Linked DNA regions of Homo sapiens: all the other regions are linked to region 2. The links are chromatin loops, found by intact Hi-C in ENCODE. Cell type or tissue: natural killer cell. All regions are shown on one strand. Links, peaks and the distances in the headings refer to the core of each region. The heading gives the core; the rest is flanking DNA.

Region 1 (7,304 bases), core at 1,520-5,519, 320 kb after region 2:
AGCTGGGACTACAGGCACGCACCACTGCACCCAGCTCTGTTTGTAGTTTTGATTTGCACTTCCCTAATGATCAGTGATGTTGAGCACATTTTGATGTGTTTATTAGCCATTTGTATATCTCCTTTGGAGAAATGCCTATTCAAGCCCTTTGCCCATTTAAAAATTGGGTTGTGTTTTTTTTTTTTTTTTGAGACGGAGTCTTGCTCTGTCACCCAGGCTGGAGTGCAGTGGCGTGATCTCGGCTCACTGCAAGCTCCACCTCCCAGGTTCATGCCATTCTCCTGCCTCAGCCTCCCGAGTAGCTGGGACTACAGGCGCGTGCCACCATGCCCAGCTAATTTTTTGTATTTTTTAGTAGAGACGGGGTTTCACCATGTTAGCCAGGATGGTCTCAATCTCCTGACCTCGTGATTCACCCGCCTCAGCCTCCCAAAGTGCTGGGATTACAGGTGTGAGCCACTGCACCCGGCCAAAATTGGGTTGTTTTTTGTTGGTCCTGTGCCATCTTTGTCTATTTCTAGCAAACAGACAGATAGTCAGCCAAGGTCAAATTCTCACGCAGATAAGCAGTTATTATGTCAATGCAATAGAATACTACTCAGCAATAAAAAGGAATGAACCAGTGATAAAAAGGACAACTTGACGAGTCTCAAAGTCAGTACAGAGTAAAAGGCCGATTACACACTTTATGGTTGTACTTACACGGTATTCTGGAAAATGCAAATCTATAGGTATAGATAAAAAACAGATCAATGCTGGCCGGGCACAGTGGCTCACACCTGTAATCTCACCACTTTGGGAGGCTGAGGCGGGCAGATCACTTGAGGCCATGCATTCGAGACCATCCTGGCCAATGTGGTGAAACCCGTCTCTACTAAAAATACAAAAATTAGCCGGACGCGGTGGTGGATGCCTATAATCCCAGCTACTTGGGAGGCTGAAGCAGGAGAATCACCTGAGCCCAGGAGGCAGAGGTTGCAGTGAGCTGAGACGGCACTGCTGCACTCCAGCCTGGGGGACAGAGCGAGACTCTGTCTCAAGAAAAAAAAAAAGAAAGGAAGCAGATCCATGCTGCCAGGGTGGGAGAAGGGTATGACTGCAAAGGGGCGGCAAGAAGGCTTTTTCACTCAGGGTGATGGAATTGGCCTGTATTCTGAATGTGGTAGTGGTTATGCAAATCTACACGTGTTAAAACGCACAAAACTTTATACCCCACTAGCCTGGCAAACATAGGGAAACCTGTCTCTACAAAAAAAATTTTTTTAAATGAAAAGGGTGTGGTGGTACGCACCTGTAGTCCCAGCTACTCAAGAGGCTGAAATTGAAAGACTCCTTGAGCTCAGGAGGTCGAGGCTGCTGTGAGCCACGATGGTACCACTGCACTCTAGCCTGGGTGACAGTGTGACCCCATCACAAATGAAAAACAAAAAATACAACTGTATATCCCCAAAACATCAATTTTACTATACATAATTTTTTTTTAAACCTCACCCATAAGGGGAAGGTTCCCCCTTTTATCCATGCAGGTATTCCACCCAGCAGCTTACAAGCCCCATTTCACAAAATCCTTACCAAATTCTGGGAATGCATAATTACTGTTACTAGGGCTCAGACCTGACTGAACTAAGTCCTGATTGTTTCAGACAACAAAAATTCTATTTGATCTTTCCAAGACCCCGGGTATTTGCGAATTCTCACTTATCATATAGTAGTGGGAATTTACGGCTTGGCAGAAACATGTCCACACATAATGAATCTTTCTCCCTGGGGACAAGGTCCACAGAGTTTCCATCAGACTCCTGGGAGACCTATGATCTTAAAAAGCTCAGGAACCTCTGTTCCAGTTCAAGGCCCTCCAATTATAGAGTGGGGTTCAGAGGCCCAGGAAGGAATCCTGGCTTGCCCCAGAGGACATGGTGTGTCTGTGGCAGTGCTAAGCTGGTTCCCTCTTCATCACCCAAAGATGCCACAGGTCCAGGCATTTCTGGTGATCATGACTCACACGCTCCCCATGACTTTAGCCTACAGAATTTCCTCAGCAGTACGTGCATTTCTCCTGCCAAGCTGAGGCCAGGGAACTCCGCACCCCTGCAGCACAGGCAGTCCCTAGCCCGAGTCCCTGTAATCCAGGTCCCTAGCCCAATTCTTACTTGTCAAATATAAAAGCTTCATTCTACAACCTTGCATATTTAGGGTAATTAATAGAGAAAGCTCCTCATGAACAGAAAAAAAACAAGGACAGATCATGCAGAAAAGCATGCTTTTGATCTATGCCTTTGGTCTTCTGATGAGCTCAGAGAATTAATATTTGCAAGGCACTCTTGACAAGCTGAGGCAGAAGCACAAATTAGTGTGGTTATGCTAATTGAGAGGTTCTGTAGCTCCAGGACCAAATGATTACAGAAAGTGAAAAGGGTTGACTGGGCTTTGGTCTCTCTGCAAATAGCACTGTGCTTCATGCTAGCTGCACTGACAAATTTGCAAGGAGACTACACACATTTACTTTCACATACCCGAAATTCCCAGTGGAGCAGGGGTTAAGGAAGACTCAGAACACCAAAACAGCATTTCTGAATTTATCTTTACTGTGAAAGTTAATCAAGAAAGAAAAATAAAGGGTATGAAATCCCCCTTCTTGCAGTGCTCAATGCAACTTGTAAGTTACTTTGTACACGAGGACCTTGAATGTCTTGTGGTTTTTAACTGTCACAAATGCAACACTCTGTGATCATTTCACCTCCAGAGCTGAACGAAGATGATTTAATTAATCCCCGAAAGTCACCCCGCAAGGAGAAACTGGGGAGGTGTCCCTTGAGACAGGGCAAAAAATATACCTGTTGGTGTATCAGCCCTGCTGTGGCTCTGACATATACCACAGCCTGCAAGCACAGGCCCATTCCTTCCAGACAGACTCAAATTAAAATCAGGGCCTCCTGGTCTGCCTGCATGCACTGGGATATGTGTAGCTGAAATGAATTGCCCTCTACTCTTCCTACGAGTGATCACTTCAAAAGTTTATTACTTAATTGTAAAAACCTACTCCCTGGACTTCAGCTTTCTTAGAGAGAGAAAGAGAAAGAACAAACCAGCCTAAAAGGAAATACCTCAATAGTCAGGGACCTCCCCTTCTCTGTGAGTGCTGAGGTTTGAATTTTAGTTACCAGATTACCATTTTTAAAGAAATGGTCACTTTAGAGTAGAAGGCGACCTGAAGTAAGAACAAAAGCTAAGATTTATCGAGCACTTCTTATGTGTCCAGACTCTGATTAAATGCTTATGTACATCATCTCGTTTAATTCTCCCTCAATACCATAAGGTAGGTACTGTTAGGATTTTCCCCATTTTACAGATAAGGAAAAACTGAGAGTTAGACAAGACAGAGTGACATGCCCAAGATCCCACAACAATGACACAGGAGGGCTGGTATCTAAAGCCACAGCTAGAGGACCTGAAGCACATGCTCTCAGACACTGTTCTGTACTGGCTCACTGCACAGATGGAAAGACAGGGTTGGGGAGGGGCACTGATCCAGTGCATCAGTGCAGGCCCAGGGGCCATGAGGCAGGTCTCCCACCTCTCAGCTCAGGCTCATGCTGCCTCTAACACGGATGAGGGTGTGAGAGCCAAGATCAAAAGTCTCCTGTACACAACGCAGGTGGTGGCTGACTGTCAGTTCCCCAAGGGCACTGACGCCTCAGCCCTCTCAGTACCCTCTCCTCCCCTGGCAGGCTGCTTGACACTCAGTGACAGCCAGTGTTGGGTGGGTGGGTGGGTGGAACTACTTTAACTCGTAAGGGCCACTTCCTACCGTTGTGCCATCTGTGAAAGGTTTCTCCAAAGCAGATTCTCATGCAATATTTTCAGCAAATGTACTTTTTAAGCCACTTCAATAATGGAGAAACCAGGGGCTTCTTCATAAATCTGTAGGCAGATGTGGTGCCACCTTAACAGTCCTACAGAGAGGCTGGAAAGCCCCGGGGGAACCCCAGAGTACATTCCAACCCAAGGCAGTGGTGGTGCCGGCAAGTCAGCCCTAGACCCCAGGAAGGGGAGAGAAGTGAAACTCCAGTTCTCAGCAATACACAACCCACCCCTGGCGAGTCACTTCCCTCTTGCTGCCTCCCTTTCCTCAACTGTCAAATGGGCACAATACCTGCCATTGCTGACTCTTTATAAGAACAGAATTAATTAAATCACACACACACGTCTGAAGGTAAAGCTCCTAGCATCGTTCCCGGCACACAGGAAATAATAAATGTGAGCTGCCATCATCCTCATCTGGGAAAAATCTTGGGCAACTCCATACTTATGATAAGAAACAAATTGGCTGGGCGCAGTGGCTCACGCCTGTAATCCCAGCACTTTGGGAGGCCGAGGCGGGCAGATCACGAGGTCAGGAGATCGAGACCATCCTGGCTAACATGGTGAAACCCCGTTTCTACTAAAAATACAAAAAATTAGCCAGGCGAAGTGGTGGGCACCTGTAGTCCCAGCTACTCAGGAGGCTGAGGCAGGAGAATGGCGTGAACCCGGGAGGTGGAGCTTGCAGTGAGCCGAGACTGCATCACTGCACCCCAGCCTGGGCAACAGAGCGAGACTCCCTCTCAAAAAAAAAAAAAAAAAAAAAAAGAAACAAATTAACAAAGCCCAAAACAACAAAGAAACTAATGTGTACAAAAATGTTTCAAAAGCTATTTTGATGATTAGTTAAGTGCTATCCAACATTTACTGCCATTAAAAATCATCAACAAAACAAGCCTCAATAAGTCCACCCCACATACTGCAGTCTAGACTCCCAAAGAACCAGCCTTAGGCTGGGAGGTGGCTCACACCTGTAATCCCAGCACTTTGGGAGGCTGAGGCGGCGGATCACAAGGTCAGGAGTTCAAGACCAGCCTGGCCAAAGAGACCAGCCTGGTCAACATGGTGAAACCCCATCTCTACTAAAAATACAAAAATTAGCCGGGCGTGGTGGCGGGCGCCTGTCATCCCAGCTACTTGGGAGGCTGAGGCAGAAGAATTGCTTGAACCTGGGAGGGGGAGGTTGCAGTGAGCCGAGATCACCCCATTGCACTCCAGCCTGGGCAACAGCAGAGTGAGACTCCATCTCAAAAAAAAAAAAAAAAAAAAAGAAGAAGAACCAGCATTAGAAAGGGCTCCGGGGTGGGTTTATCCACCCTACCAAATTACAACAAAGGCACCTGAGGCTCAGGAGATTAAGCAATTTGCCCACGGTCACCCAGCCAGAAGCAAGGCTTCCGCAGCCCCCTGTGAGCTCCAGCAGGACAGTCAGGAGGAGAGCTGTCTTCTGAAGGAATCCTCAGGATGATGGGGTGTCCTGTTAGTGCAGCAGCTGCCTCTGTGGCAGAGGGGTCCCTGGAAACATGAAGGCTCATTTTCACCCAAGTCACACAGCCAAGAGAATAATATCAGAATCAATAAAAATATAGATGCATGGGGAATAGTCAGATGGGCTTTAGTCCTAACTTTGCCCCAACTCAGTATATGACTATGTGCAAATGTTAACTCTTTCAGGTCTCAAAGAAAAGCTCTGTGTCTTAGTCTCCTCCTCTGTAGGATGAGAACAGTTAACAGTACCTTTCTCCTATTGTAAGGATTAAATGCAACCACAAGTGTAAAATATACAGAAGCGAGCCTGGTACAGCACGTGGTAAGTGCCTAATGAACATCAGCTACTACTATTATTTGTATTTATTATTGAAAGGAGGGGTTGAGAGTAGCCAATTCCATGACTCATGAACAATCATCCATCTATTTATTCAGAACCATCACTTGAAGGAGGATGGGCGCATGTGATAACCAGCAAATAAATACAACCACTGTTTCCAACCAGGGGTTTTGTTTGTTTGCTCGTTTGGGGTCAGCTAAGTGGCTATTTAACACGGTCACATTCCACTGGATGTCAGCTGTCCTCTCTTCTCATTCCATGTCCTTCCTTCTCTCAGTTACTGTCAGTGTCACACTCCTGCTCCGTTTTTAACAATACAGTGTGTGGCTGGGAATCGCATCTGTCAGGTCCACATCAGTGGCACAAATTTTAAAAGCTATAGAGCAAATGCCTGAAATCCGCCCCTCTGAACCCAGCCCTGGGCAAACCACACAGCATCCTGTGCTCAGTGCTCCATTTCTACGCTTTAAAAGCACTGCAGAATCGCCTGATCACAAAACTTAATATGCAGTAAAGTCACTGTGTGGTTTGGGCAAGCCAGTGAAAAGCAAAGAGAAAGCTGCTGCTAAGGGACTGTGGGGACAGAAGTCTAAGCTGTTACAGGAGTCGTGGTGTTCCGGGAAGCAGCAGTCCAGACTGCAGGGTGGGACTTGGGTTCAGAGAATTGTCACCTGTCTTTCAAACTACAGCCTGGGAGAAGAAAGTGGGAGAAAGGAATTGTGACCAGCAGACAGCAGATTTCTAATAAATTCAGATGAACCTCCCCCCCTGTACCTTAGCTCACAGAGGAGGGGGAAGTAGCAAGAAAATACTGCCCATGCCTCTTGACAAAGAAGGAAGGGGGTGCCAGAGGCACACCAACAGCCTGCACCCCAGCCCTAGACAGCACACGCTGCACAGTCATCCTGGGAAAAGAGAGTAATGCTGCAGGAAGCCAGTCCTAAATCACATTCAAAGGCCAACTGAAAAAAAAAAAAATAACAAGTAGGGACAGGGATTCCTGGGATGGTGCTCATTATGGGTGTCAGGCTGAGTAGAGCTGGCACAGGCCTTGGTTTGTAAACACAGGGCAGAACGAGCATTACCTAAGAGCGCTTTGCTCCTGCACATCCCAAAGAACCAGGCAGTCACTACAAGTGGAAGCTCAAAGAACATGCACTCAAGTGGAAGCTCAAAGAACGTGCACTCAAGTGGAAGCTCAAAGAACGTGCACTGACCAATGGATGCGGCATCAGAACCGAGTGGCGGCTCAGCCTTCACGGTGTCCTGGCGTTCTCCCAGTGGTGTTCTGGGAATTTGATCCTAACCTCATCATTAGTGTTCAGAGGACTACAGGAAAACACAGAACCCCCAACTAACTGCACACCACTGATCAGATATTGGTCCTACTAATGTACCAAGAAACATCCTAATTGGCAATTTGAAACCACAATAAGCTACGTCTAAAGATAATTTGAGACTTGGAACCAGAAACTAAAATTCATTCTATGATAATATTAACTAAATTCACTCATTCTTTTAGTAAGTATTTACTGAGCACCTATTGCGTTCAAGGCACCGTAATGGCACCGCAGTGGTAGACACACTCCCTCACGGAGCTAATCATCTGTTTAAC
Region 2 (7,304 bases), core at 1,603-5,602:
GATAAAATGTCTCAGCGTGCTCCCTGACAGCTACGCAGACGGATTATGTTATCTATTTTAGCAACTGCAGAGAATATTTTGTGGGTATACTTGATTTAACCTCTGTCTCCTACTGGTGGACATTTGGGCTATTTGTAGTTTTGGAATATTACACAATTTTGGTCAAACTGTACCAGATTTGTTTTCAAAAACATACAATTTGTATGTAAGCATGTAAGTGTGAGAATGTGGTTCTGCAGTGTGGACTCTTCAACTGAATAGCTTTTTGGTAAGAATTCTGCCAGATTTCTCTTCAGAAAACTTTGTATCAGCTTATATGTGTGAGCGTATGTTTCTGGACTATGGGCTTTTCTAAATGAACAGGCTTTTTGGATTGTTTTGGGTGTGCACATTTTCCAATCAAAAGCTACTGTTTGCGGCTTTCTGTGGTGAGCGTAGGGTCTGATGTTTTGGTGAGCTTGGGCAGACAGCGATCAGACACAGCAGCTCCGTTCACAGTGCAGAAGCGGCCACTGGAGGAGTTGCTCTGGGTGTCTTGTTAGGTGAAGGCCACTGTGGGAGCTGGAAGGAGGCGATAGACACAGCCAGGTCTAAGGTTGATTTTCTGTATCAAGTAAAATGATTGTCCTTGCTGCCTGTTTTCTTCCAACTGTTATACACTGGAGCCTGGTGCATAAAATTCAGAGACGGCCTCCATTTTAAGTTTTCTCATAGCCCCGTCTTTCACAGTCCTTGGTGGTTTTGTTGCTGTTAATATTCATTGCTGTTGGCGCTTTTGCAGCTCCTGATAGTGGCTGTTGTGCATATCTCACTTCTCGACTCAACCTCTTGGCGTCACTTGCCACCCCTCCTGCCCCCCACTTTGGTTTAGTTCTTCCAGGAGATCACACCATTGGTTGAAGTGACTGCAGAAATGAAGCACTGGAATGCCTGGGTGGTGGTGTTTCATCAGGCTAGGCTGGCGGGGATTTGTGCTCTGGCAAGAGGAGGTGCGGTTTGGAATTACACTGCTCTGGCTCCTGGGGGGGTTATTGTTAGCTGGAATTCAGAGAGAGCTCGCTGGGAGAGTTGGGAATGCCATGCCCCCTCTTCCTGGTGGAGAGTAGCTCTCCCTTGCAGGCACAGTGCAGCACCCCACACTGGAAGCCCTGCTTTGGGGTCAGCTGCCTTCAAGTCCAGGTTCTACCACTTAGAAGCTGGGTGACCTGGGGCCAGCTTTTAAATCTTTTTGAATCTCCATTCTCTTCCTCTGCAAAATGTGATAGTAACACCTTCATAGGACCTGGGAAAGGATTCAGAGGGTCATGTGCTGCAGAGTTGATAGGGCACCTGGCACAAGACAGCAGGCTCTCCATAGACCGCAGCTATTAATGGTTCCTGGATTCAGCCCTCCCCGGGGGCCCGGGGGTTTGGAGCAGGCAGGCTTTTGTACACTTGGGGCTTGTTTGTTACCTAGGTGTTGGGGTTTCTAATTATGTGCTCAGCACTGTGCTACATGCTAAAGATTTGGACCCGTAGCGCATTGCCCTCACCTCCTGGAGCTCAGTCACCTTAACTAGCAAGGGCCTCCCATGGGCAGGTGCATCAGGGCTCTTCTGTACATCTCTCCACAATGAACACCACTGCGGATGTCTGTTCCCACGAGCAAGGGCGTTTGATAGCTGGCAGCTGCCCTGTGTCTAGTCTGTTGTGTTGTGTTCTTGGGGAGTTTCAGGTAAATGTCTTGGAAGGAATGAAGGTAGGCATGTTAAGGCAGTTTGTGGGTTCTGGCTGCAAGGGAGACTGCAGCTGGGCCAGCAACAGCCCTGACTTGACCTCAGGCCGACAGGAGTGTTCCTTTCAGCCACTTAGACCTACCTGCTATGAGGTCTTGAACAAATCATGTCTTTTGCTCCTTTAAGTCTCAGTTTTCTTATCTGCCCCAAATGGATACGGAACCTGTCTCACAGCATTGCTGCAAAGATTGGCGTAATTTCTGGGATGCAGTGTTAGTGCAGTGTAGGAAACCTAGTCAACTTGGAACAGTATATGGTGTTGATACTATGTTGCTCAGTTCACCGAGATCTTAAAAACAATGTAACAGTTACAATACAGGCGTGTCACAGTTACAATACAGCCTTGCTACAAACATCAAGCTCCAGAAGTGTATAGAGTAGAAAGTGAAAGTCATTCCTTCTTCCCTGCTGTTTCTTTATAATATCAAGAGAGGACTGCTGTCTTAACCAGTTGTTTTTAACTAAGGGGACTGTTTTAACTGTGCATATGAATTCTAAACCTGAAGTGACCACTGGAAGGTGGGAGGTGTGACTGTTTATAGGTAGACCTTAATATAAGCAAAGACATCTCATATGGCTCCTTAGTGTGGTCTCTTCAGCTTTTTGAGGGGAGAAAAGGCCATTGTAATTCTTTGCACACCCTGGATGAATCATAATGTTGTATTGGTAAAGTTCAGCAGTGGCATAGACTGGGTTTAATTAACAAGTGCTGCTTCCAAAGATCCCACAGCTTTACAATTTGCTGTTGACATGGTTGGAGGGTGGGGGAAGGGGAAAGGTGGGCATGCCCTTAGGGTAATGGGGCAGTGCAATACGGTTTTTTAGACGCTTCGGGGAGATGGTGGGTGGGGGAGGAGAGTTGTGAGTATAGAGTTTTGGGTGAGGTGAGGAGTCTGTGGGTAAGGTGTTTATAACGTGTGTAGTGTATTTGGAGTGAGGGTGCATGCTCCCTTTTCCCACCGTTCTGAAGTCACAGCTTGGCGTACCTGGGAATGCCCTTGGCGTAGTAATCCCTGGCCCTTATTTTGGATCTGTCCTTTATTCCTTTGTTACTTTAGAACTGGCTTCGCCGGCGATTGTCCTGGGTTTCCTCTAGTGTCTGAGGCTTGGAGGAGAAGTCATGCACGGCTTCTGGGGTCCAGTCCTTTGGCCTTTGCTGGAGATTATTTATACCAACCCAGCCCTTTTAGCTCCCACTTCAGTATTTTTGGATTTATTTATTTTCATCAAAGAGAAAGTTCCTTTGTCTCGGCTGAGTTGATGAACGTCTCTATAGCAGCAAACACCCGAGGGCGTGTGGCCCAGTTCTGAGAAGCTGTGGTAGAGTGAGGAGGGCACTGTGTGACCCTGGTTCTCACTTCACCTCTGAGCCTCTGTTCCCTTATCTGCAAATAGGGGGTGATAGTAAGGACAGCCACCTTAGTGGCGGTTAGGAGGATGCTCTCTGCAGCTGTAATGTTTATTCGGGCAGCCCGATGGAGTATTTCCTCACCGGGGTAACGGGAGGCATTGCATCCAGGTTGGAGTGGTTGCTGAGGAGTCCTTCGGTGCTTCTGGTGATAGTCATTGTTGGCCCTAATCCGCCTCCTGCAGCTGAACTGTGGGAGTGCCACAGCTAGAGGGGGTGGGAAGAAGAGGATGGGGTTGTTGTAAGTAGGCTGTGTTCTCTGCCTGTCTGGGCATTTGCTGCCGAAGGGCGTCTGACTCCCATGTAATTTACCTAATGAGAGGTCTCGGGCCTTGCTGGTTACTCTGTGCGGGGTTACAGGTCTCAACTCTTTTCTTTCTATGGACACAAACGAAAAATGTGCTTTGCAGAGATGCCAGGTTGTAAAGAAATATTGGCCCCAGCATGTAAAGATACATGTACTGGAGTGTTGGTTGTGGCATTATTTGTGGTGGGACATGTTCAGTTGGACATTTCCGTAGGGAAATGGGTAAATAAAATACGATGCCACTGTATAGTGGAATGCTGTGTAGGCATTAAAAAGAATGAGGTAGATCACTATGTGTATTTTTATCTTTTAATTTTTAAGTCTGAACTAAACAGAACTTATGTATATTTTTAGAAAGATGACCATGTATAGAAAGAGAAGAACCCAGGTTGAATAATACAGTAGCTTCCTGCATTTGTAGAGAAGACCATGACTGCTAATATGAATGTGTATAAGCCTGGAGGCTGTCCACCAGTTTGTTAACACTGTTTACCTTTTGAGTTGGATTGTTTTCTTGTGCACACATTAGTATCTTTTTTTTTTTTTTGAGACAGAGTTTTACTCTTGTTGCCCGGGCTGGAGTGCAAATGATATGATCTCGGCTCACTGCAGCCTCCGCCTCCTGGGTTGAAGTGATTCTCCTGCCTCAGCCTTCCGAGTAGCTGGGATTACAGGCATGTGCCACCACACCCAGCTAATTTTGTGTTTTCAGTAGAGACGAGGTTTCTCCATGTTGGTCAGGCTGGTCTCAAACTCCCAACCTCAGGTGATCCACCCCCCTCGGCCTCCCAAAGTGCTGGGATTACAGGCATGAGTCACTGCGCTCAGCCACTTTTTTTTTTTTTTTTCCTGAGATGGAGTTTTGCTCTTGTCGCCCAGGCTGGAGTGCAATGGCGCGATCTTGTCTCACTGCAACCTCCACCTCCTGAGTTCAAGCGATTCTCTTGCCTCAGCCTCCCAAGTAACTGAGATTACAGGCATGTGCCACGACGCCCGGCTAATTTTGTATTTTTAATAGAGATGGGGTTTCTCCATGTTGGTCAGGCTGGTCTCGAACTCCCGACCTCAGGTGATCTGCCCGTCTTGGCCTCCCAAAATGCTGGGATTACAGACGTGAGCCACCGCACCTTACAGGTGCCTGCCACCACGCCTGGCTAATTTTTGTATTTTTAGTAGAGACGGGATTTCACCATGTTGGTTGGCCAGGCTGGTCTCGAACGCCTGACCCCAGGTGATCTGCCCATCTCGGCCTCCCAAAGTGCTGGGATTATAGGTGTGAGCCACTGCTCCCTGGCCACATTAGTATCTTTTGAATTTGTCTTACTGAATGTGTATTAGTAACATGTATTGGTTACAAAGATAATAACAAAGGTAACTCGCATGCATTTCAGTACAGTGGAGCCTGTGGGGGCCGGGCTGGGCTGGGGCAGCTGCTGTGTTGGTGGCTCTTTTCCTGGTGCCAGATCAAACTTACCGTGAGGTAAGAGCTGCTCCAGGCTTCGTATTCCACGCAGACCCATCCAGTGCACCCTGGCTCCTGGTATTGGGCCCCAGTGGTTACTGTGAATTTAACTAGTTCAATCGTCTGTCTCTGTTGATGTGTCAGTGGCCCTCAGAAACTGCTTTGTTTATCTGGTTAGAAGGAACAATCCAATACAAATGCTGTCTCCGATTTCTCTTCTCTACTAAATCAGATTGTACAATAAAGAACATAGATTTTGGTTGCATTTGCAGAGTACTTCTCATTTGTTAATTCACCATTATTTGGAGGTGGAAAAGGAAGGAGTAACTGAAAGAAGCCCATGTATTTCATGTATTTCTTTTATTTGCCAGGTCCTTGTTAAATTTTGACGCCAGAGAGGGAGGCCTTTGTATAGCACATCTGTCCAACTGTTCATCACTCACCATATGTTGAAATCATCTTCTTCCCCACCCCCCTTGCTAAATTAACCGCATCTTCAAAGCGGGAGGTAGGCAGGAACTTGGAGACCGCATATGGGCTTTCCAGCCAGAGTCCTCTTCAGGCTTCAGCCCAAGCCTGCCTGCCTGTGAGCTAGATGAGGAGAGGGGCTCCAGGCAGACCCTGTGGGTGAGGAGCCCAGAGCTGGTGCAGACTCTGGGGGTGTGGGATGCTGTATTAGAGTAAAGATAACAGTGCCAGCGCCAGTTCACACCCCACCGCAGGCCAGGCCTGCACTTCACATTCACCTCAGGTCCCCAGGGGTGCTGGCAGGGCCAGGGAGTACCGTGGGCAGGTGGGGCCATTCTCTGGGGCCCACCGCATGGGCCTCCCAATCATGGCAGCAGGCGTCGTTCTTCCAGTGCCCAACACTGCCCAAGTAAGTCTGGATGTCACATCACCCCGGGTTCAGGTTCAGATTTTTTAGACTCACTAACTGGATGATAGTGACCTTGAACTAGTTATTTAACCTTGCGGAGCCTTCATGTCTATAAAATGGAAGTACTAATACCCTTCTCTGAGTGGTTTATCTATTTTGTTTCTTCGTTCAAGGAACTAATTTTATTCATTTTTTCTTTTCTTTTTTTCCTTGTGGACCTCACCTGACTGGAGGAGCTCCTATTCTTAAATGCAATTTTATGCAGATGTATTTATTACACTCCCTAGCTCTCTTTAGGCTTTTTCTTCATTGTTTCTGCTTTCCCTTACATTTGCTTGCATTGGTTTTTTTCTGATTTCTTAACTTGGATGCTTAATTTATATTTCATTTTTTTTCGTTAGGAATTTGGTTTTTAGGATATTTCCTCTGAGTACAGATTTATTTTTGCTTTGAAAGTTTTCTTACGGCCAGTAATCCCAGCACTCTGGGAGGCCGAGGAGGGCGGATCACCTAAGATCAAGAGTTGGAGACCAGCCTGGCCAACATGGTGAAACCCCATCTCTACTAAAAATAAAAAGAATTAGCTGGGGGTGGTGGCAGGCACCTGTAATCCCAGCTACTTGGGAGGCTGAGGCAGGAGAATCGCCTGAACCCGGGAGGTGGAGATTGCAGTGAGCCGAGATCACGCCACTGTACTCCAGCCTGGGTGACAGAGCGAGACTGTGTCGGCAGGGGAAGAAAGCTTTGTTATGCAGTGTTCTGTTTTTCATTTGTGCTATTTTCTTTTTTTTGTTTGTTTTTTTGTTTTGTTTTGTTTTTTGTTTTGTTTTTTTTTTTGAGACGGAGTCTTGCTCTGTTGCCCAGGCTGGAGTGCAGTGGCGCAATCTCGGCTCACTGCAAGCTCCACCTCCCGGGTTCACTCCATTCTCCTGCCTCAGCCTCCCGAGTAGCTGGGACTACAGGCGCCTGCCACCACGCCTGGCTAATTTTTTGTATTTTTAGTAGAGACAGGGTTTCACTGTGTTCAGGATGGTCTTGATCTCCTGACCTCGTGATCCGCCCGCCTCGGCCTTCCAAAGTGCTGAGATTACAGGCATGAGCCACTGCGCCTGGCCTCATTTGTACTATTTTCTAGATATTTTGCAGGTGTGGTTTTGAATTCCACTTAGATTCAAAACTTTTTTAGTAGAGAGTGTTAGGTTTTCCAGCTCTTGGGGTTATTATTTCTACTTTCATCATGTCTTGTTTTATTGCACTGTTGTCAGTTTTACTTTACAGAATTTGGGATTTTTCTTTTCTTTTTTCAGACAGAGTCTTGTTCTGTCACCCAGGGTGGAGTGCAGTGGCACAGTCACGGCTTACTGCAACCCCAAACTCCTGGATTCAAGGGAGTCTCCCAAGTAGCTGGGATCCAGGCATGTGCCACCACACCCAGCTAATTAATTTTTTTTTTTTTTTCTGTAGAGATGGCGTCT
Region 3 (7,304 bases), core at 1,668-5,667, 260 kb after region 2:
TAGGTTTGTTTTTATTGATATTCAATTTCAGGATTTTTTCTGAATTTGTAAAATATTTATACAGTTCAAAAGTTAAAAAACTACATAACTTCTGTTTTATCCCTCATTTACACAGAAATAAGTAGTATATCCATCCTTATTTCCTCTTCTTACAAATACTGTATTAGACATCCACAGGAGCCTGAATTTGGCAGTTCAAGAGAAGTGAAGGAGCTAGGTGAAGGCTAGGGGTATATATTCGAGAGCTGTCGGCATATACACAGTATAGGAAGCTAGAAGACCAGTGGAGGCCCTCAGGGACATGTGTAGATAGAGAAGAGGGCCAGATGACTTCATTGTTGGGTGGTCTCATTACACAACACAAGCTCTTGGTGATTCCCTTGGACATTTGACAGGTGGCTCAAACACAAGTCTAAAACTGTATCTCTGAAGCTTCCTCCCAAACCTGCTTTGACCACATCTTGGTAAACAGGACATTTCACCCTTCCAGCAGCTCAGGTTAAAATCCTTGATTCTTCTCTTTTGCTTGAGTCCATCTGGCAATCCTTCGGCAAATCCTGTGAGTTCTACCTTAATGGTACATTCAGAATCCACCACTTCTCACCACCTGCACCACGGTCAGCCTGCCCAGTGCCATCTTTATTCCTCAAATGGACGACCGCGATGGCTTTCTAACTGTCCCCTGCTCCTTGCCCTCCCCATTCTCAACTCTGCAATCAGAGTAGTCCTTATAAGAGCTAAGTCTCGCTATGTCACCCTTCTGTTTGAAAACCTCTGATGGCATCTATTCTCCCTCAGAGAGGCCCTGTGTGATTTGCACCCAACCATGTGCCGCCCCAACCAACCCCCTCCCCACCTCTGAGAGTAAGCCCTCCATGGTAAGCCTGTTCTCCGATGTCCCCCAGATGGGGAGGCCTGACAAGTGCAAAGCCACTATGAGTGGTTGGGTAATGTTGGTCTAATCCTGGGACTCAATACTGGGAAGCTCACTGGGCTCTTAGAACAAGCTGCATCCTTCAAGCAAGGCTTTAGAAATCAAGGTGATATTTGGGTCCCCATCTATCTACCTTACTGTCTTCTTTTCCAACTTTCAGAATTCAGGGGACAGAGAAGGGTTCTACTTACTAGTCCTTTGAGACCCCAATGAGAGAATCAAATCTCATTCATTTTGGAATCTGGCACTTAGCCCAATAACTGACACATCATAAAATAAATAAGTGCTTGTTAGCAAACACGCAGATAAAAGAATCAATGAATTAACCCTGTAACAACCAACAGCTATGACATTCAGTCTACACCAGATGGTAATATCAGAGATGTAGATAAGATGGTTTATATGGATTTTTAATATAATTCTCTAAGTAGTTCTAGCACACGAGTCAGAGACAACTCATTCAGGAACTTTCTTTGGTGGGACGCTTCAGCCTGGGTTACTAGAACATCTGTTGTTCAAGCTACCTCCAGGGAATAGACAAGAAAGATTATACTGTTCACCCTCCTCCTCTAGGTTCTAACGGACTCTCTGGACCAGTACTATCCAATAGAAACATAGTGTGAACCACATATGTAATTAAAACAAAATTTTTTTTTTTTTGAGACAGAGTCTCACTTACTCTGTCCCCCAGACTGGAGTGCAGTGGCAAGATCTCAGCTCACTGCAACCTCCACTTCTTGGGTTCAAGTGATTCTTCTGCCTTAGCCTCCTGAGTAGCGGGGACTACAGGTGCCTGCTACCACGCCTGGCTAATTTTTGAATTTTTAGTAGAGACGGTTTCACCATGTTGGCCAGGCTGGTCTCGAACTCCTGACCTCAAGTTATCTGCCCACCTCAGCCTCCCTAAGTGCTGAGATTACAGGCAAGAGTCCCTGTGCCCAGTCTTAAAAATATTTTTTAATTGACCCAATTTATCTAAAGTATTATTACAACATGTAATATAAAAACGATTAATGAGCTATTTACCTTCTTTTTCTTTCATATTAATCTGCTGTGGATTTTATACTTCAGCACATCTCAGATGGCACTGGCCACATTTCCAGTGCTGCTGGACTAGACGCACAGCCTGGGCCCTCACCTCCTGTGATGGGACGGCTGGGACATGAAGCAAAGAGCCTTGGCCTGGTTGGATCTGCCTGCTTCAGGGTGGAGTGCTGAGGTCTTGAAGGTGGCACTTCCTGCTCGCCTTCAAAGCATTCTTTTTTTTGGAGACAGAGTCTCACTCTGTCACCCAGGCGGAGTGCAGTGGCACGAACTCGGCTCACTGCCATCTCCATCTCACGGGTTCAAGTGATTCTCCTGCCTTGGCCTCCCTAGTAGCTGGGATTACAGGTGCCTGCCACCACGCCTGGCTAAGTTTTGTATTTTTAGTAGAGATGGGGTTTCACCATGTTGGTCAGGCTGGTATCAAACTCCTGACCTCCAGTGATCTGCCTGCCTCGGCCTCCCCAAAGTGCTGGGATTACAGGTGTGAGCCACTGCGCCCAGCCAAGGCATTCTTATTACCACTCAACAGATGAGGAGACCGAGTCACAGGCGGCTTCCTGCTCGCCTTAGGCAGGGCTCAGGGCAGCACTGGAGTCCCAGACTATGGAGCCCTCCCACACCCTCTTCCTACACGGAGGTACTGCCCATTTCCTCCTCCACAGTACCTGGTACAGGGACAGAGGTGGCTGGGTGATGGCCTCAAGAAATGTCACTGTGCAAGGTCTGGTGATGGAATGCATGGAAAAAGAGGCAGTCTTCTATTGTTTCAAGAGAAGAAATCTCTACCATCACAGCTTCCCAACATTCCAGACTGATTTTCTCTGAAGGTAGGGACCACAGTCATTCAAAGGGGAACTGCCACCATGTCCTATGGCTATGACATGGGGCAAACAGAAGTGGCACTCATCTCTACACGTGGCCTAGGGCAGCCTATCCACGTATTCCCGTCCCACCCACGTCTCAGATGGAAGGGAAAGGCCGTCATCTTGTGTGATGCTGAGTCAGCTGGCCTCCCTGGGGCTTGCTTTTCTCTGCTGTAAAATGGGAGTAGTGATCTTTACCTCACTGGGCCGTTGGGAGGATGTCATACAGTACTGCACATACAGTGAGTCACTAAGCCCAGTCCTGGCACTTAGTTAACATTCATAAATGTCATCTGTGGCCACCAGACCGTTCAAAAATATACTCCTTTTTGGGATAAATGCCACCATCTTCAGTGGACAGCTGTTATTTCTTAACACAACTGGCTTTAAAAATAGAGAAAAATTCTAATAACTTAAGCATCTCCTAGGATTTAAACAGAACCCACAGCCCTCGTCAGGTAAACTTTTCCGCGTGAACAAAGCATGGAGATGATGTCCAGGGAGCCCCTCCCTTACCTGCCAGAGACGTGAAGAGAATTCCCAGACTCGCTCCTCTTATAAACCACAGATGCTGCTTGAGGGGATGGAAGGGACGCCTCTGAGACTCAGAGCGGCTTCCCTCCCGGAGCCCAATCAAGTGGTTAAATCAGCAGCGGCTGTTTTTAAACTTCCTCTCAGAAATTTTTAAATTAGATATTAAAATTTAGATTTTTAAAAAACTTACAATTTAAGAAATCCCCTTAGAAGCCAGGAGTGGGGCTTCTAATATGTGGGGAGCTCTTGGCATATGCCTGGTCCTCATGCTAACATCAGAGGGGAGGTATTCTTATTACCACTAAACAGATGACGAGACCGAGTCACACGGTAGTCATGGACCTTGGCCAAGGTCACAGGGTTAAGTTTAAACCTCCCCTCCCCTCCCATTTTCACAGACAAGGTGACTGCAGCCCTAGCCGGTGTCCTGAACCACTCAAGGCGGCCTGTCCCCACGGTGGCCTACTCCCAGGGAAGCGTTTCTTTTCCATTACTGTTAGGCATTGATCTAGAGATGAAAACCACAGACTTCATAGGCTTCCTGAGATGTGAATTAGTCATTTCTCAGCTTTATTTTCAGAGGCAAAATGAAAAAAAGAGTGATGGTAAAATAACAGTTTATTCTGAGTAAACCACAGAGCAGAGGCCAGGGTACATCTCATCATCTGGAGGCAGAGCCCTCCCCCGGCCTTTGTCTTTTAGGTGGAGTTGTTTGGGGCAGCCTCCGTGGCTCAGAGGAACCTGCCTGTTAGGATGGCTGCCAGCCTAGGAGGGGCAGGTGGAGGCAGCATGCCATCTCAGCACTCCAACAGTGCTCTGCCGGGGCCGCAGCCTCCTGCTCTCCAGTGCAGTGCCACCAGCAAAGCAGCCAGTCTGGGGGCAGGAAGGCCTGTCTAGCTGGGGCTGGGTCGTGGTGATGGAGCCCCATGGGCCTGCAGGCAGGAGGTGGCAGCAGACGGCCCCCACCTCTGCTGCGCTAGCCCTGCTCAGAGACTCTGAGAACTCACAGTTTGACAGGCCACCCTCTGGGCCTCCAGAGGAAAAACAGCATTTTCATTCGTCAGTAAGCATACATTCATGTATTTATCTCCCAGACAACAGGGGAAGGAGCTGGCAGCCACAATCCCTAGCAGCTTGGGACACTGCAGAAGGAGCTCATGGGCAGAGAAAGAAGACAGTGAAGGGACAGGAGTCACCTCAAAAGTCCTTCCCTGTCACCTTAGGGAAGCAGGCTGCACTGCACAGTGCAGGTCAGACACTGCGTGGCATCCTCACTCATCCACCCCTTCACTCCATAAACATTTACACGCAAAGCACTTGCAAGGTGCTGGGGTCAGGAGGAGGCCCAGTTTACCACCCAGGCCCCCCTGCCCCTGAACGAGGGCAGTTCAGGCTCCTTCCTCCGAACTGGAGGAGAAAGCGTCAACTCGCCTCCCTCAGCCCTTTCTCCTCCTCATGTTCTGACATGACACCCAAGCATGCAGAGGGCTGGGATAGAAGAGCCCACCCTGGTGCTACTGATACCAGCTGACTCTTACTTCAGAGTTACTGGCCTAACCCCCACGGGAGGCTCCTGAGGGCCCTTGAGGTTCTGGGAAAATCAGAAGTCCTCCTGGTTTAAGCACAGACAGAATTTCATTGGGTTAGAGCCTAAAATTCAATCCACTTCATTTCCAGTCAAATGTATTGGCCCCCACTATGTACAGGGAGTTGTATCAGGTGCTGAGTAACACAAGGCCCTGCCCACGTGGAGCTGGCAGCGATGACAATGGCTACACAGCAATGACTAGGACCACTTCTTGTGCAGTGAGCACCCAGCACCACCGCAGGCACTCAACAGGCCTCATCTCACTGAAGCCTCGAAGTGACCCTCCAATACAGGTACCACTGTCTTCATGCCACAGACAGGGAGAGTGAGGCCGAGGAGTAAGTGACAGACCCTGGATTTGAATCAGTTCTGCTTCACACACCAGCCACACGGTCTCCTAATTTAGTAGAGAGAGGAGTAAGTACCCTAAGGATTGTTCAAACAAAGCAGAATTCAAGTTCAGAGGAAGGAGGGCTCACGTCTGCTCTTGGCCCTAGAGGACTTTTCTTATTTCCTCTGGGTCAGTGTTCCACTTAAGTCAGCACCCACTCAGCGTGGGACACTGGGCTTGGCTAGGATCACCACCATCCTGTCCCCACCCTCGCTTCTGACGCAGATGCCACAATCTTGGTGTAGGCTCCTCTTCCCCCTTTTGAAGCCAAAGACTAGCAAATAAGCTGTTTATTAAGTGTGTTCACAACCTTGATCACCAGGGGAGTAAGTCACTGTAAGAGGAGAAGAAAAGACTTCCAGGCCAGGACTGCTTGTAAAAGTGAATTACACCCTTCTGGAAAAGCCCAGGACCAAGATGGCTGGTTCATAGCAGACGCACATCAAAGACCTCCCGGCTGTGCTAGCACCTGGGCTAAAAATACTCTCAGCGCAAAACCTCGGGACAGTCTCCCGGCCTCAAGGAAGAGGCCAAAGTTATACACTGGCTCTCTCGACTTGGGAGGTGGGATTATGGGTGCAACCAAGACACTATTTTTAAACAACCCCAAAAATAATGGGTTGGGGAAGAACATATATTTCAGTGATGCCTGGAATTGCCAACATTTGGCAAGAAAGCGGAGAAGGGGATCTTCCTAAGTCAGAAAGTCCTCCCTTTCTCACTGCCTTTATGCCTTAGCAGTCTGTGATCAGTTACAAAACTCGCCATACTGATTAAAGAGGCTCCTCAACCAAGTGTTTTGAAAAGACAGCCATCCCCCTTCCCTGGATCTTGAACTCAGCCAAATAGCATTCCTCTAACTCCCTCCAAATTACCTCTCTCATTTAACACTCTCTAAACCCCACACTGTCCGGGGAATGCCCCTAGGAAAAACCAGGGGCAACCCAACTTCAAAAACTCAGTTGCTTTACTCTAGAATCCTCAGAGCAGGAAATAGTGATCGTTTTTCAAGAGGGAATCTCATTTTTCATTGCTCTCCCTCAGCAGCTGTATCCTCTAAGTCTCCTGGAATTGAAGTTCTATTTTAAAGGCCCAAATCCTCCACAGGAGGCAGCCTCCTGCCGTCTGTCTGAAGGCCTACATCTCAGCCCGCCAGGGAGGAGGCACGGGCCACACGGTGGAGAGGCAAAGCAGAGATCGGTCTTTTCCAAGTCAGTTGTTGGAATCAGAACACACCTTCCCCTTGAAACAAAGTTAAAAACCAAGTCCCAGTTCTGGGCCCGCCCACAAAACTGGGGTTGCAATGTGGCTGAGCGCCTCCAACCAGCCCAACAACGTGGGGCCTTTGCTGCCACAGAGGTTCTGGGGGCACTGGAATGCAGGCTCTGCACTCAGGTGGTCTATAAGCTGACAAGAAAGTCAAGCCTCCAACCCAGGGCTATGGCACACTGTGAGGTGAGTCAAATGCTGAGGACATGTGGGGGTCACTTTGTGAGAGATGCAGGAAAAGTTCATGAATGGAGGCCCTGGAACCGAGACTGGCAGACGGTGCAGGATCTGGCTGTGGAAAGTGCAGGGCAGTTGAGCTGGGGGAGAACAGGTGCCCTGGAGAGTTGTGGGAACTGGTCCTGGCCACTTGAGGGGTGGATTTGTGGATTACTCCCAATGTTGATGTTTACGATGCACAACCAACCCATTTAGCACTTCCCAAAATCAATGTCATAGATGAAAACATGAAACAGAAAATCTCAGAGGCCATGCATGTATTAAGGCTAATATCGTTTCACGAAACTTAATCACAACCAACTTGAAACATGTGAAGACCCTTCTCCCTGGAGTGTGGAGTGGAGAAACCCCCTCACTGGGCCAATAGGTGCTGCTGTAGGTTAGGGGTCATGTATGGTGGTGAAGACCGCAAACCTAGCCCATAGCCAAAAGTTGCCAAGA

The links. A loop is a pair of places that touch in the nucleus more often than their neighbours do. Peaks named below come from ENCODE experiments on the same cell type or tissue, not always from the same donor. Only the 100,000 strongest peaks of a DNase experiment are listed, where the experiment ranks them.
Region 1: it touches region 2 in a loop (3-fold over the local background); 4 of 110 quality-filtered maps call a loop at or near these places.
Region 3: it touches region 2 in a loop (3.0-fold over the local background); 4 of 110 quality-filtered maps call a loop at or near these places.

The regions. Positions count from the first base shown.
Region 1 is chr9:131,725,588-131,732,891 of GRCh38, forward strand. All of the region lies in intron 1 of RAPGEF1 (Rap guanine nucleotide exchange factor 1), which reads right to left. Among named protein-coding and RNA genes, the nearest start is that of RAPGEF1, 11 kb to the right of the region's middle. RefSeq lists enhancers at 3,361-3,470, 3,741-4,120, 4,171-4,320. In natural killer cell, for the core only: no CTCF peak of the experiment used is centred there; DNase peaks (open chromatin) are centred at 2,774, 3,134, 3,704, 3,994 and 2 weaker places; H3K4me3 peaks cover 412 bases; H3K27ac peaks cover 3,891 bases.
Region 2 is chr9:131,404,699-131,412,002 of GRCh38, forward strand. The region is part of intron 1 of PRRC2B (proline rich coiled-coil 2B); the gene reads left to right. Among named protein-coding and RNA genes, the nearest start is that of PRRC2B, 14 kb to the left of the region's middle. RefSeq lists a silencer at 3,044-3,163 and an enhancer at 4,167-4,667. In natural killer cell, for the core only: CTCF peaks have their summits at 3,374 and 3,590; DNase peaks (open chromatin) are centred at 1,613, 2,653, 3,353, 5,453 and 1 weaker place; H3K4me3 peaks cover 1,076 bases; H3K27ac peaks cover 3,456 bases.
Region 3 is chr9:131,664,807-131,672,110 of GRCh38, forward strand. The region is part of intron 1 of RAPGEF1 (Rap guanine nucleotide exchange factor 1); the gene reads right to left. Among named protein-coding and RNA genes, the nearest start is that of RAPGEF1, 72 kb to the right of the region's middle. RefSeq lists enhancers at 3,570-3,619, 4,040-4,099, 4,240-4,349, 4,380-4,449, 5,104-5,183 and 2 more. In natural killer cell, for the core only: no CTCF peak of the experiment used is centred there; DNase peaks (open chromatin) are centred at 2,155, 2,995, 3,785, 3,915 and 2 weaker places; H3K27ac peaks cover 4,000 bases.